2 separate regions of the Mus musculus genome follow, and region 2 is linked to region 1. Evidence: chromatin loops called from intact Hi-C (ENCODE). Cell type or tissue: heart. All regions are shown on one strand. Each heading gives the region's core, and the rest is flanking DNA. Links, peaks and the distances in the headings are about the cores only.

The links. Peaks named below come from ENCODE experiments on the same cell type or tissue, not always from the same donor. Only the 100,000 strongest peaks of a DNase experiment are listed, where the experiment ranks them.
Region 2: a loop joins it to region 1, with 3 times the contacts of the local background. A loop is called at or near these places in 3 of 42 quality-filtered maps.

What each region holds. Positions count from the first base shown.
Region 1 is chr9:116,421,990-116,429,961 of GRCm38, reverse strand. No RefSeq gene overlaps it. Among named protein-coding and RNA genes, the nearest start is that of Gm31559, 33 kb to the right of the region's middle. In heart, for the core only: a CTCF peak has its summit at 3,523 (motif pointing left); no DNase peak of the experiment used is centred there.
Region 2 is chr9:117,027,576-117,035,547 of GRCm38, reverse strand. The region is part of intron 3 of Rbms3 (RNA binding motif, single stranded interacting protein); the gene reads left to right. Among named protein-coding and RNA genes, the nearest start is that of Gm39452, 160 kb to the left of the region's middle. In heart, for the core only: CTCF peaks have their summits at 4,451 and 5,510 (motif pointing right); DNase peaks (open chromatin) are centred at 4,537 and 5,377; H3K27ac peaks cover 691 bases.

The sequences.
Region 1 (7,972 bases), core at 1,165-6,164:
AGCACACTACAGAAGTGAAACAAGAGAGCTGGATACCCTATGTCACGGTGATAACCTCCCGTCTTTTGAAAACTGTTTGCTTTATTTAACTGGGTAAAATAAGACCATTTCCATACCTGTATATAACATACTTTGAGCATGTCTACCTTGCATTCCTTCTAATGGCCCTCCTCTCTCCTCCCTTGTGTATACTCGTCTGTTTCTTCTTCCAGACAGCTCCGTTTCTGCTTTCACATCATTGACACACACAGTATCTCTTTGAAACTCCCATCTTGGGATCCAGAATTTATCTAGATGGCCATATACAGAAAGGAAATTAAACACATGGGGAGAAATGTTTGGCCTTCTCCTCACTAAATAGGGGGTTCTGAACTCGCCAGTGCCACCACCAGCACCAGGTGGCAGTGGCAGGACTTTGGTTGTGTGTACTTGGCCTATTAGACACATTCTTTTTCCTATTGTGGGGTCCCCTAACTGCCCAAGCTCGGAACAGCTGAAAATGGATGGTTTTCCTATTGCATGGAGTAGGAGAGAAAGGGGCAGTTGAGTCAGGGGAGGGCTAGAAGTTCTGCTTGCCAGAGAGCTGGGCGTTTTCTTTAGCTCAGCAGCAACCAAAGACAGAAAAGATATAAGGAGCCTGCTTCTGACATCACCCTCACCTCTGTTCAATTTCTGACCAGCCCTGGACTACTGACATCATTGAACCAGCAGGCCAATCAGCTAATGGCGCCAGAGGCATACGACTTATGGCAGAGCTGAGCCTTCAAGCGGACAGACTGATGACAGACACACAGTTTGTCATTCCTGTCTCTTTTTTTCTTTTGTTTTGTTTTAAATTCAGACATTTCTATACTATTTGCCCAAATCTGCCCAAACTTGAAGCTGAGACTGGATGCTACAAATAGCCTGGCACCCTCCACCCTTGAGCCAAGGCTAGCCATCCCCACAGCTCACCAAGTGACCACAGGAGAAAACTCAGCACTCGAACTCTTAGGATATGGATGCAGGCTTTCTGTGACACATCGTCGTTCACATTCTTGCCTGGTACTCCCTGGGAAAGAGGCAGGGAAAAACCATGAAACTGAATCACCCAGTGCAAACTCCCATCTTAGTTGGAAAGCTGTCTCCGTTCTCCTCGTAGGCAATATAAACATTTACAATACACACCTGTGCGATACTTTCCCGGAGTGCACAGAACCAGGGCAAAGGGAAGTGAGACTGCTCTGATTTTTCACTCCTCCATTCAGGAACAAAGGGAGAGATTCTCTGAGGGGCAGCAAAAGTAGGGGATCATATTGCAAGCGTCTGCCTTGCCAGGCTCCCCCATCTTTGAAGCTGGACAGACTCTCCTCTCGGGTTGCAGAGGCCCAGATGTCTGATTTTGAAAGGAGGCTTTGTGTTGCCATAATGAGGCTACACACTGTAGGCTTTTTATTTAACATGTGATGCAGTTCCCCATCAAATCACAGTAGATTTACCCAAAAGGGAATACATTAACAAGATGATCCATCGAAAGGGGCCAGGCTTTAGTGTAAGACACCCGAGCTTAGCACTTTAAAATATCATCTCCTTCTACAGTCTCAGGCCCTCCATCCTCCCACCCTACCCCCCACCGAGGCATGTGCACACACATAGGCACACATATACACTGACACCAACACAAATACCACCAAAAATAAGACCCTAGCAAGGAATCAGACAAATTTGAGGATGGGACTTGGTCCTACCATCTGCAGTGGTCTGAGTCACTTGCAGGGATGTGCTGGCTCCTTATAAGTTGTGACCTTGGACAACTAATTTCACCAGTATGAATCTCAGAGTTTATCAGCAGAAAACAAACTTCAAACTCTGGAGAGGTCAGAGGTGTAGCTCAGCAAGGACTTGCCCTACTGTGTGCAAGGATGGATTTCAGCTCTCCAACACCTCTCACAAGCAAACAAACCCAGTCCGGTCATCCAGATTGTAGTAAGAAATTGAAAAAAAAATCGATGATTTAACGCATTAGCTATTATTGATTAAAGTTTAGCAGATAATAAATTCTCTATTAGAGCATTCAATTTCTCTTTTCTCCTTTTTGGGGGGATTTGGGGTAGGAGTAGATTTTATGAACTGTGTGCAGCCAGTGGTGACCTTGAACTTGTGCCTCTCCCTCCAAGCACTGAATTGTGCACAACTGCCCAGTTTTCTATTGTTAAAGGATTCCCTAAATCGCTTTTTCTGGAAGGAAGATAATGACTGAAGAGCCACTCCCTCCTGGTCTTCAGCTGGCTCAGCCTTCTCGAGCAGCTGCGGAAGACATTCCCACCAAGAGCAATTTAGAAACCAGACCAAGTGAAGATGGTCTTTGTGCATCTGGACAAGTTGCAGTCTCTGAAGAAGTCCTTTCAGAAGTCAGGGCCACAGGAATGTGTAAAACTGCTCCCTCCTCTGTGACCAACAGGAAGAAACAGCATTGGCCTCCCTTCCCCCACTACAGCTCAGCCTATCCCTCCGTTCTTCTGTGGGCTGAAGCCTTAAACAGCCGCCTCTTCAAAGGCTGTTCTTGAACAAAGAAACTCTAGAGGAGTTCTCTGTAGTGTGACTTGTCCAGGAAGTAAAGGGTGTGTCGGAAGAAGGTGTTTCTCCAGCGGGAGAGATGATAGCTCTGTCAGGAAAGCATTTGCCTTGCAAGCAGGAGGACCCGAGTTCAATCTTCACACCCCACATAAAAATGGCTGTTCATGGTGGCACTCGCTCATAATCCCAGGGCTGACGAGGCATAGACAAGCAGATCTCTGAGCTAAGTTTGAGCCAGACCTCTAGGATTTAGGACCTACTACTCAACAGTCTTGGCATTGCCCATTGCTGGATCTTGGTTTCTCCTTTTACAACAACGGCAGCTTGCTTGCGTTCAACTATAGTTAAGAATACTATCAAATAGGACCGTTCGTCTCTGATTACGAACCGCAGTTCTGCAGGCTGGTGAAGTGGCTCACCAGATACAATACTTGCTTAACATATCAGAAGCCCTGGATTTGAGCTCCAGAACCACTTAGAACCCGGCACGGTGTTGCATGCCTTTAATCCTAGCACTTGGGAACTGGGGTCTGGAGGATCGGGCATATACGGTTATTCTGGGCTGGGTAGCAAGTTCAAGCTCAGCACTGCAGATCTGGCCGGTGAACAGTGAGACTCAAATGGTTGCAACGTCTGTAACATCCTTCCTGGTTTTCATCACGACATCTGTAAATCATGCTATATAATCCCAGGCTGGAACGTTGACTTTTAGTTCTACGCGTTGCCCCTTTCCTATATATTTAAACAGCTGTAAGTGTCAAACTTTTCGGGTAGTCCTTTCTCTAGCACAGGACTCTGGGCAAGCAGTAAGAAGTGCTATAAATCCTTGGGGTTTATATTTATTGGAAGCCTTTTAGGCTATTCCAGGAGACCCTGTGATTTCCTGTGGAGGACAGGTGGATTTTCTGTTTCTATACAAAACCAGAGGCGCCTCGTAATTACGTTGACACGGACCTGCAGCGCCACCTGTTGGCCGATGTCTTGACAATCACCACTCGGCACAAAATTATCAGGGGAATAAAATTTTTATTTCCAAAGAAGCAGCCAAAGTGGGAAGATGCTGGAAGGCCACAGTTAAATGTCTCTTTCTTGTACCGGAGAAAGAGACTCTTGCCTCTCTGAAATTTTTGGAGCTTCTTAATTCTAGTTGGGCAAGAAGCAACAGTTGTCTACTTAAATGATAGGGTGATCTTACCGGGGCTATTTAAACATTTAAAGTTTACATATTTCAATTTATAGCATTTTAGAAGTAGAGATGAAAGTAAGGATCCGTTTCTGTTGATTTTTAAGCAGTTGTTCTGATGCTGTCCTTGCTGGCTTTTCTGCTGTTGTCAAAAACACCGGGACCGGAAACAATCTGGGGATGAAATGGTTTATTTCATCTTCTGCTTTCAGTCTTTGTCTGTCACTGAGGGAAGTCAAGGCAGGAGCTAGAGGCAGGAACTGAAGCAGAGACCATGGAGGAGCGCTCCCTGGCAGGCCTCCCCTATGCTTAGCTATCTTTCTTATACAGGCCAGGTCTACCTGCCTAGGAGTCCTGTACCCACGCTCAGCTGGGACCGCTTGCATCAAGTACTAAGTGATTTTGTTGTTGTTGTTTTGTTTTGTTTTTGTTTTTGATTTTCGAGACAGAGTTTCTCTGTGTAGCTCTGGCTGTCCTGGAACTCACTTTGTAGACCAGGCTGACCTTGAACTCAGAAATCCGCCTGCCTCTGCCTCCCAAGTGCTGGGATTAAAGGCGTGTGCCACCACAAGTACTAAGTGATAAAAGGCGCTGTAGACAGACTCACGTGATGGAAGAAATTCCCCAGTCGAGATTCTCTCTTCCCAGACACATCTATGTCTAGCTTTATGTGGCGCTGTGTGACCTATGCTCACAAATGCTGTCAAAGACCACAGTTTTGCTGGCCCTTCCTCTCCTGTCACAGAAGTTTGTTCGTTTCTCCTCTGCTGAGCTTCTTGTTTCGGGTTTGGATTTTTTAGGTTTTGGTTTTGCTTTTTTGTTTCTAGGTTTTTGTTGTTGTTGTTGTTGCTTTTGTTGTTTTGCTTTTTGTTTGTTTTGTGTTTTGGTCATGTGGAAACATTCTCTTGAGAACTGTGATTCGGGAAGAGCTCTGACTCATGCCTGGGAGTCTCTAAAGAGGCAAATTGCTCACTTGGAAGAACAAGGAGCCAATGAGGACCTGCCTCTCAGGCCGCCTCTCGGCTGCTTCTCTACCCTGGCCTCATCCTTTACAAAGGGATATAAAGTTAATTCAGATGAGCTCTGAGAAGACAGTCAATGGCCGTTCTCCTCAGTGATGAGAGCGCAGGGGTCTGAGCGCCCATAAAGACCATAGACAGAAGTCAGGGAACGCGCAGGGATGGTTCCACTGATTAATGAGAGTCCCAAATTCAAAGACAGACATATGCTTCTCCTTTAAAAAATGATAAATGAACATTCAAGGCCACCTTGGATTATACAAACAATTAAACAAACTCCAAACTGCAAGAAGGAGTTGATACTGTGAGTGTACAGAGACTCTCCAGTCTGCCTCCCCATTCTATCTGTGCCTACCTAGAAGGTTCCTCAGGGATGTGTGGTCCTCCCTCCCTCCCTTCCCTCCCTCCCTGCCTCCTTCCCTCCATCCCTCCCTCCCTCCCTCTCCTTCAGCACAACCCCCCCCCTCACTTCCCCATTATCTCAGCACATTGCATTTGCAAGTGGCCCCTACTCACTTGCTTCCTTGAGAATCCAGTTTTGTATACGGCCACTGGCATTTTAGAAATACAGATCCTGTCATTTCTCTGCTTAAAGCCACCAAGAAGGAACAAAACTCAACCTTCTTAGCACAGCATATCAAACTTTCCAGTTTGGCTCAGATTTCCTGCCCAGGTTTCTCTTCTGGCTCTGGCTCCACCACTCCAGGGCTAGGCGCTCTCTGACACGCACTGGTTGTCTTTGAGCGCTCTGTCTATATTTAAAGTCTGTTTCTGCAGCTGGCTGTGTCCTCCACTCCCATCTCTGGGTAAATTCTCCTTGACCCTTCAAGGTGCATTCCCGCTATCTCTGCTCCTCAGGAGCCTTCCCCAGAGCTAGCCTACAGGATGTGATTGCCCCTTGTTATCGCCTGTACATATTATACCATGAAATTCATTGTGTTATACCACTGGCTGATGAATCTTCCTCAATAGATCATGGGCTCTCTAACGTAAAAATCTCTGATAGATCCTGCTAAGGGCTTTAATTATCATGCGTTGTTCTAGAATAGTCACTGAAAATTAAACAAGAAACTGTCACTGTGCTAAAGACTAGAGATGCAAAAATTAGCCACAAAATGATTCCCACGGTCCCGTCAATCAAGGTCTAAAATGCTTGCGAACAGAGATGTGTGCTGTGTGTTCTACAAAGGCTAAATCCCACTGCAGTGCAGCAACTTCGACTGGAGAGGAACAGAATCAGCAATGAAATGCTGTATGGAATATGTGATACTTTAGGTTTCTTTCCACGTAATTATTTTATTTTATTAACACATGGTCTCAAGTAGCCCAGGCAGGCCCTGGGCTCACTATATAACTGAGGGTGGCCTTGAACTCCTGATCCTCCTGCTTCCATCTTCCAAGGGCTGGGATTATAGAACTACGTTATCCCAATGACTCAACATCTTAGTGTTTACTTAAATATATAACAGCTGTATACGTCTTTACCATCTTAAATTATGGAGTGTTTTAAATTGTATTTATCTGGTGAGGAGACACGCATGTGGAGATCCGAAGGCAATTGCTGGTTGGTTGTTTCCTTCTTCTGGGTGAGCTCCAGGGATGGAATCCAGGCCCCCAGACTGCTCTGCAAGCTCCCTTACACGCTGAGCCTCGCAGGCTCCTTTTGTTGTGTTTCTGCACTTGACGACAGGGCCTGACACTTTGCATATGCTAGTATTCTGCAAGCATGGGATGGTAATGCAGTGTTTGCAGAATGAGCAAGTGTACGGACGGATGAGTGGATGAGCTCCTAAAATGATGGGCAGGTGGATCTACTCTCAGGGAATGCCCACAGTGCTTGCATGCGGAGCTTGGGCCTGGGAGAGGGGTGCCGTTCATTGATTCCTAAAAGCCGTAACTCTCTTCTGAGCTTTCCCACATCCCGCCAAGGCATAAACACTGGAAACTATTTCTTGTCGGCGTGATCTAATTAGACTCTTCCCGTTAGAGGCACTTCCGTGACCTTTAACTCCAGGTGGAAACGAAAGGCTATTGTCTTCTGGTGGCAGGGCTGCATGTCCCCTCCAACGCCCTACAAGGAGTTTCTCAGGTTGGTGTCACAGGTTATGCAGGCACCTGCAGATGGCTTTGCTGCGACTCCTCCGATTTGGGATATCTCAAAACTTCTGTCAACCTTTATTTCTACAACTTCCTAATAATTCCTTTTACCCTATAAATTCCTTCCTATCCATAAAACCTAGGATGAACTCCAAGAGATATGGATTCTTGGTTGGAAATTAAAAGGAGCCAGTTAGTAATCCCATTAAACATTCAATTTAATCATTTTTTATAAGAACATATATTAAAGTATATAATGCTTAAATGCAAACACTCAACTTGTAGGAAGTGAATATGTTCAAAGTACATTGTATGCATGTATGAAATTCTCAAATAACTAATTAAAGGACACACACACACACACAGTAAAATCATAATGAAAACAGAACCAACTAATAGAGAAAACCTAAAATATTAGATTTTCACAAAACTAGTGACCAAACTTTTAAACCTCGGCTGAGAATAGCTGACAAAATTACAAGGAGAAACTAATGAGTTCCCAGTTTTCCATGGGGAATGCAAAGATACTCCCCTAATAAGTGATAAGACAGGGAAAAGTGCAAGCAGCAGACATTCGAAAAGCCATGGCACAGAATTCGCTTAGTGCCAAGTACACATTAAGTATTTACCATAACATGCTATACTCCGGGCTCAGTAAATGAAAACGGCCTCAGTAAATTCAGAACAGACCCAGTCATATGCAGTATGCCCACCAATTAAGCCTAATTGAATTACAAATTAATAATACAAAGATTCTGGGAACGCCTCAACTATTTTAAAATGAAACAGAAAATTTCCAAACTGATCAAGTCAAAAAAAATCACAAGGGGAGCTAAAAATATTTTGTATTGAGTCAAATAAAAACAAAACAGCCCCAGATTTGGAGGATGCAATCAAGATGGTGCTAGGAAGACATTTATTGGGCCCTGTGGCCGTATCTGCAAAGAATCAGTTCTCAAATCAATTACCTCATCTTCTACTCAAAGACACTGGCATAGTAAAATGAATTTGATCCAAGGAAAACAGAAGAGGGAGGTAATAAAAGCAGGAGAGAGGAAAATACTAGAGTAAATTAAGTTAACCAACTGGGAACATAAAATTGATAAAATTTTAGCCA
Region 2 (7,972 bases), core at 2,030-7,029, 600 kb before region 1:
TTAGAGTAAGCTGTTAGACTTCTAGTTACATATAGAGTACATGGCCTTTCCTTTCATTGGCCTGGCCTATACAGCTGTTGAGCTTTTGTGGGATGGGGTCTGCCTTTCTATGGTGGCCCTCCTAGCAGTGTCTCTGTCTTAGCATCATGGGCTGCCTGCATGTAGAATGGTCCACACCCTTTCTCCCCACTCACCATGTCTATCCATACATTGTATCATCTACAAGTATACTTTGGTGCCTGTTTCCTGTGCTTGAAACAGGAATCACGATCATGCTACATTTCATAATTTCTGTGCTCACTAAGCACAGAAATTATACTGTGAGTCCCAAATACACCACTGGGTTTTTCTAATTAATGTGATGATCGACATCTGCAGTTGACAATCTGCAGAGAGAAATGAAGACTTGTCCCACGTTGCCACAATATGAAATCAAATCTGGGGCAAAAACCGACTCTTGCCCTTTGTCCCTTGCACATCCCCTCTTCTGTGATGCCTCTATTGCTTTGCCCTGACATCCAGCAAGGCTTCTCCTTCCTCTAGCAAATGACTTAGACACCGTGCTAGTTTCGTTTCCTGTTGCTATGGTAAAATGCCCTGGCTAAAGCAGCAGAGGGGAGAAAAGGTGTGTTCCAGCTCAGTATTCCAGCTTTCAGCCCACCATTGCAGGGGAGTCACATGGGCAGGAGCTGGGGAGAACTGGTCACATCACACCTGCAGAGAGCACAGAACAATGGACCAATATCTGACTGCTACTGATCACCTTGCAATCTTCTCTTCTTTCAGTTCAGGACCCAGTCCCAGAAATGGTGCCAGCCACATGTAGGGCTGGGTCTTCCTACCTGACATGACCTAATTCACAAAATCCCTCACAGGCTTGGCCATAACTGGCCTAATCCAGACAACGCCTCTTTGAGACTCAGCTTGAGATTGCTTTGGGTTTTGCTACTTACTATCACTGATATCCTTCCTCTGTAATGCTTATAGGTCTTCATTCTCTCTACCGAAATGTCCATTTAGGATACTAGGACCACGCAGTCTTGTTTCTTTTCCATGGTCCTCTGAGGCCCTGGACTCATTAAAGGCGAGAAGTGGCTACGTCTTTAGAGAAGAACATCATGTTCTTCATCTCTTGGGCTTAGCACATGTCTGACACATAAAATGTCATCATGGTTTTCAGATCCTCTGTTCATGCATAGAGCAGCATCGATGCCCACGTGTGTGCCTGTGGCTGCCGTTGGAAAGTGGGGTGGAGCAGTAGCCACTTGCAGCACAGCTGTAGTGAGCTTGTGCCCTTGTTAAGGACTTATGGACACAGAGCACAATGTGCATATGCTACCTTCCTTAAGCAGTGGCTCCTTACATCTTATATGTCTGTTTGTGACTTGTTCTACCCTCCTTTTCTTCATGCCTGGCTTCTTCATTGTCACTTTGGATGCCATCACGAAGACATCAACCCAGAGTGATCTCCCTTCCTTACATTTGACACTCAGCAGGCCGGTCATTTTAGCCCCTAAACGCAGTATATTCCTGACCAACCTTAGCTCCTCCCTGAGTTCATTCACCTTGCTTGGTCCCTCTTTGAAGCCCCTATCATTCAAATATGATCTAGATAATTAGGAAAACTCAACATGTTTGCAGCACCCATATTAGCAGATTAAAACCTCCTGTGACTCAGGTTCCATGGGATGCAATGCCCACTTCTGACATTTGTTGGTACTGCATGCACATGGTGCACACACATACAAAGATATCCACATATGCATACCATTAATGAGAATAAAGAAACCTTAAATATTGAATAAAAAACCCACAAGGTATTATGGTCCCACTATATTCTAGGAGCTACTAAGAATGTTTCACATATACTTCATTGTGGAAAACAATGACCTTCTCTTTGGCAAATGGCAATGAGGCTGGTCCTTTAATAAAAACAGAGGAATGAAATGATTGAAATAAGAAGTCAGTGTCTAAAATAACTTTCTCAAATAAGGTCAGTTTTAAAATTTTATAGTGACCGCAGTAAGGCACATGACCAAAGAGATCATAAAACAAGCTTTTGCATGCTTTGTGTTATATCTAGTATGAACTATATACACATAACAGCTTTTACTCTTCTTTAATAGTCAATGTCTGTGTGTCACAATGCTTGGTTTGCCTGAGCCTGGTATTGAGCCCATGACTGTGCTGATTTCTGATGTAGGTTATGAAAGAGAACTAAGTTAGATACTTAAATCAGAAGAAAAAGAGGAAAAAGAAAAGGAGGAGGAGGAGGAAGAGGAAAAGGAGGAGGAAGAGGAAAGGAGGAGGAGGAAGAGGGGAAAGGAGGGAGGAGGAGGAAGGAGGAAGGAGGAGGAGGAAGAGGAAGAAGAGGAGGAAGGAGGGAGGAGGAGGAAGAGGAAGGAGGGAGGAGGAGGAGGAGGAGGAGGAGGAGGAGGAGGAGGAGGAGGAGGAGGAGGAGTACTGCTCCTGGACCACTGTCTTAGTTAGGGTTTCTGTTGCTGTGATTAAAACACATCACCAAAGCATCTTGGAGAGGCTTACCTCATCTTCCAGCCTGTAGTCCATCATCCAGAGAAGTCAGGGTGGGAACCCAAGGCAGGAATGGGGAGACAAGAGCTGATGCAGAGGCCATGGAGGAGTGCTGTATGCTGGTTTACTCCACACTGCTTGCTCAGCTCTCTATACAACCCAGGACCACCTTCCCAGAGGTGACACTGCCCACTGTGGGCTGGACCCTTCCACATTAGTCATTCATTAAGAGCATGCCTCCACAGACTTGTCTACAGGCCATTTTCTTAACCGAGTTTCCTCTTCTCAGGTAACTTCAGCTCCTGTTGAATTGACAAAGAATGAAAAGAAAAGAACAAACAAACCCTATATTTATATGATATGATACTGGTGGCCACATTGAGAAGAAGAGTAACAAAATGGGGGGTTGACGTTAGGACTTTAAAGCTGAAGGTCCAGTTTGGAAGAACAGAAGTGTAACTGCTCTTGCAGTCTAAGGGATTTCGGGTCTCTCTGCTGGTACCGGGCTCTGTAGTTTGGAAGCAGAAGTTGGAAAGTGAATGGCAAACTTTCCTGATGATGTATGCTTTAAATTTGCATGTGATTGCGTTTCTTGTGGTACTAATATTTTCTCCCTTTCTCGTTATTTTTGACACTTTCAGTGGAAGCCCCTCTCCTTTACTGACTCTTAACTACCAATTTTAATGTCCTAAAGTCTGAATCTCAGCTAACAACAACAAAGTAGACAAAGTCAATAAATTGGGAAAGTCAACCCGTGCAAACCTTGCCTTATCTCTGAGCACATAATTAGGATTAGTTAGCACATGAAAGACTGGGAGCCAGCGCGTATGTTTTGCTGGTAAGCAAATAAATGTCACTGTCTCTAAGTTTTGAATTTGAGACTTTGGAAAGAAGTTAAAATTGCAGTTTATTCCTCGGCTACAGTCTGCAGTGAATCCAGCAAGTGGATCCTGAGCCACCTGACATGACAATTTGAGTCAAATTATTATGTAGAGTCCACAAAGAGTGTTAGACACTTTGAGTTTCATAATTGCAGACTAAGACTGTCCATGAACATTCCTGGAAGAAACAACTTACGTAGACTTCAGACTTCCAGGTCTGACATCAGGCTGTGCCTGTAATTCCATTTATACAGTTTCCAGTTGCTGGTCAGTCCATCCCACTCATGATTTCCTTTCCCACCAGGAAACAGACACAAAAGACTGGAAATTTAACACCAAGGACTCTTCAAGAAAAATAAGCCAAATGACCCAAAAGATCAATGGTGGTTGAGCTGCTCCTGGTAGATCAGTCTTAGGGCAAAGGTTATATAATATTCCTGGTTTGGTGGCAGGGGCATGAGACTGTACATACCCTCGTGCACCTTTGATATTTAAAATGCATCCATCCAAACAAATGGTCTTCCAACAGTCTATCTGCTCTTCATACCCTAGCAAGCCTTCCAGCGGCCCACGGCTGGAGGATATATTTGGAAAGAGTGCTTTTCTACCCTTAGCTCATCCAGGTAACTGGTCCAGAGCAGCCAGGCTCCCTCCCGAGATGTAAATAGCTATTACACGTTGGCGCTGTGTGTCATAAACCGGCTCTGTTATTTCCAGTAAGACTCCTTAGCTGCAGTTCCAAAGAATTGATTACGCAGGTCTCTCTCCTGAACACATCCCTTCCCCACTGACATTTACACTGGTCGAGGGTTTTTATGTAACTCGTTACAGCATCGTCTGAACCTTTAAAAATGGTGTTAGTCTTTCTAGAACCCTCTGGCCCAGGAGAAGCCGTTTATTGCACTTAAATGCTTAGAGTGGGACCCTGAACTTCTCTGATTGGAAAGCCTTTCAAGGAACTGATCTTGTTATTTTCCCAAGCTGGGCTGCAAGGAGCAAACGCAGATATCAGTGACCAAAAGGCCCCCTGCCTTCAAAATGCTGAGAAGCAAGGAAATGATCCCAGCGTTTAAAGCTTTCTAGTTTCCGCCTCTGTGACCCTTATCTGGACAGCTGTGAGGAACCTTGCCAACTGGCTCCCGCCCAGACTTTATGGGATCGCAGTGGAGGAAACGGTCTGGTCAGAAGAAACATTGTACAAATTGTTTCTAGTTTCAAAAACCTGTCTTTTGACAAAGCCATGATTTCCAGCCATGCTTTATTTTCATCTCCCTTCCCCAGCCCCAAGGGTGACTAGCTGTTACCCTACCAAGATTTTTTTTTCTCTTCTTTCGTAACTTCTGTGATTTTTTTTTTTCCATTTTGTTTTTGTTTTTCCAGTCTCTTTTGGGAGGGGTGTGTGAAAAAGCATGTGACCAGGGAACTTCTCTTTGAGAGATACTATATATTTTAAGAATTTCTGTTGCCTTCAGTTTGAATAAAATATCACTGAAGTGATCTTATAAAATGCACTTTTCCCTGCTGTCCCTCATTTCATTCTGTATTTTCTTCCTGGCCTGGCTTTTTCTACATTCCCAGTGGCCATAAAATGCTGGATGTCATCTCAAAATTGAATGCCCATAACTACTGTTGACACTGTCATATATGCTGTAGAAATGGTGTTCAGCTCTGTGTAGAACACTCTAGGCCTTTAGCTTTAGCCCTAGCCAAGAGCTTCAGTTTAAACAAGCTCAGGGGGTGTTAACTTTGTAACCAAAAACTAACAAGAAGCGCTGGAAAGAAAGTGGGTAGAGCTGGGAAGAGGGGAGAAGAAGGGAGAGCAGGGAGGGAAGGGGAGGATTCATTCATTTTGCCTTGCAGATTGACAATACATTTATCTTCTTGGCAGAGAAGGTATTGTGGCTCACGCTGTCCTCCACTGTGATGGCAGGGCTGAGGCAGCTGTCTCACATCTGGGCAGATCTAGAAGCAGTGCAAACTGGAAAATAGCTAAGGTCCATCTCCATTGACTCATTTCTCCCAACCTGGTTTCACTTCCTGAAGACTTCACCAAGCAGTGCCTAAATAGTACCAGCATCTTAGGGAGAAGCTTTCACATGCAAACCTGCAGGGGGCATTGAACATTCAAGGCAGCAGAAGATGGCTTTGTGAGCTAAAAGCCATGTTGAGGGTGTGAGGGCATAGTACTTTTCTGTAAAACAAACAAACAAACAAGAAAACAAAGCAACCACAACAAAACCAAAACTGCACACACACTCTTCTTTCTCTTCACGACTTCTTGGGAAGTTACACCAGTCAGATGTCTTGGCATGTTTTGTGTCATTCGGTACCAGCCTGGTGGGGTTTGCCCTTCCTCTCCTCAATGGTTTTTTTTTTTTTTCTAAAAGTTAGGTAGATTTGATGAGTGTTGGTAACATGAGACATGCATTTAAAATGGAGTCTAGTGGCCAAGCACTCAACAACGAGTGGGATTCATCCTTCTTAGATACGCAATTTAAATTTGATATGGCCTAGTATCTGTCACACTTTTGACATGCATTTCCTGATGTTAGTGATAAGCTATACTGCCCGAGTACTAGATGATAAAGAGATGGACAGTCACTTATAGCCTAGAGGGTTGTCTGAGCATGACAGTTAATGGTGATGTAATGGCCAGTAAGTACTTAAGAGGGATATGTGTTTCCCTTCTAACAACACATATTCCAACTCCTTACATCCTCCAGATTTTCACAGATGAGGCAGTCAAGGTGCTATGATCAAAGTTGTGTGGCCTCCAACCCACGGGGCCATAACAGTCTTAACTCTTATGCCACTGTGCACAAGCAAGGTGCTCTCAGACAAAAAAGACGATGTGTCTAAATCACCTCTAAGCTTGGCAAAGGCACAGAAGAAGCCACAGGGAGGAGGGGGAGGAGGCAGCATTTGAGCTTGACTCTGAAGGATGAGTGGAGGATATTTATCAAGTAGAGATGACAAGAAAAAAAATGTATGCAGAAAAGTAAAGATCTTGGCACAGCCAGGCAACTGCAGAAGTGCACAGCATTTTCCGATGGCTTAAATGTCCCATACCTGCATGGATGGAGCCATTAGCCATGCAACCCGCAGCACAAGCTGGAACCTTGTTATGGAATGGTTTGCACAAAAGCCAAAACAAAGATCTTGTGGCCAGACAGTGTGGACTTTTGTGCATGAACAAAATAACATCTCTGAAGCTGAATTTTGGAGTCAGTTTGGGGAAGAGAATCGGATTGTCCAAGGCAGATGAAAGCATCATGAAGAGACAGGCTAAGAGGATGTGGCCTTCCTACTAAATATGTTGGCTGGTAATCCACGTGGTCACCAAAAGGTGGCTTGGGCTATCGTCTACAGAGTGGAAGCAGCCCAGACCTGATAGGGGAGCTCTGTCCCTGGTATCGTGGACCTCACTTCTTGCTACCTTTTTATCTTTGTGCTTCTTCCTTGGTAACAGAGAGCTGCTGTGTTTTTAGTATCACATTTGTATTCTCTGCTGGAAGAACCTAGAGGCTGAAGCACAAAAGGCAAATACAGCTGAGTATGTCTTTGTTCAAGAACTTTCTACTGATACACCGTTAATGCCAGGGTAACCAGAACCTCTGTTTATTGTCCTGAAATGATACTGCACTTTACAGTGTGATAGGTGGGCAGGCTGACAACACTTAATGAAATAGGATGGTGGAAGGCAGAGGAGACATTCCAGTGACCTATAGAAGAACACAAGAGACATGGAAAGGAGATCAGTGGTATGATGCCTGTTGTGCGGACATATGTTATGGCAGAAAATAGTATGACATAGAAAGAAGTGAGCTGAGAAAGGCTGACTAGGGCAGAGATCCAGAAAGTTGTAGTGGGTGGATCCTGATGTCATGGTTATAACTGAGGTAGAGCGGGAATGAGCCACCAAAACATACAGATATAATAATATATTTGATACATGGCATATTTAGTTTGATGGGTCTGGGGCAGTACCATGAAAACTTCAGTACCTGTATCAAGAAGCCTGAAGTTCAAGAGCTGAAGAACATTGGGCAAACCAAACCCATGTATCTGATTAAGAGACGTGGGGGGAGGGGTGTTTTTTGGGGGGACATTTTGGCTGGCATGGACCATGTTGGTAGGGACATTTGTGGAAACAAAGCTGCTTGCTTCATGACTTCCAGGAAGCTAAGACAACAAAAACACAAGAAAAATAAAAAGACAAAGAAAAAAAAAAAAAAAGAAAGAAAGAGCACCGACATCTCTTTGAAAGCATGACCCCAATGGCCTAACACCCTTCCAATAGGACACACCTCTTAAAGTGTCCTTGTCAGTGATAACACACATCTGGACTTTAACACGCATACAAAACAGAGCAGTAAGACCTAACAGATTGGGGCAGAAGACAGACTTGAGGTCGAGATAATAGTGTGGAATTATAAAATACAATTCATAGACCACATGAAGCTCAAGAAGAAGGAAGACCAAAGTGTGTGCTAAGGTCCTTCTTAGAAAGGAGAACAACATACGCACAGGAGCAAATATGGAGACAAAGTGCAGAGCAG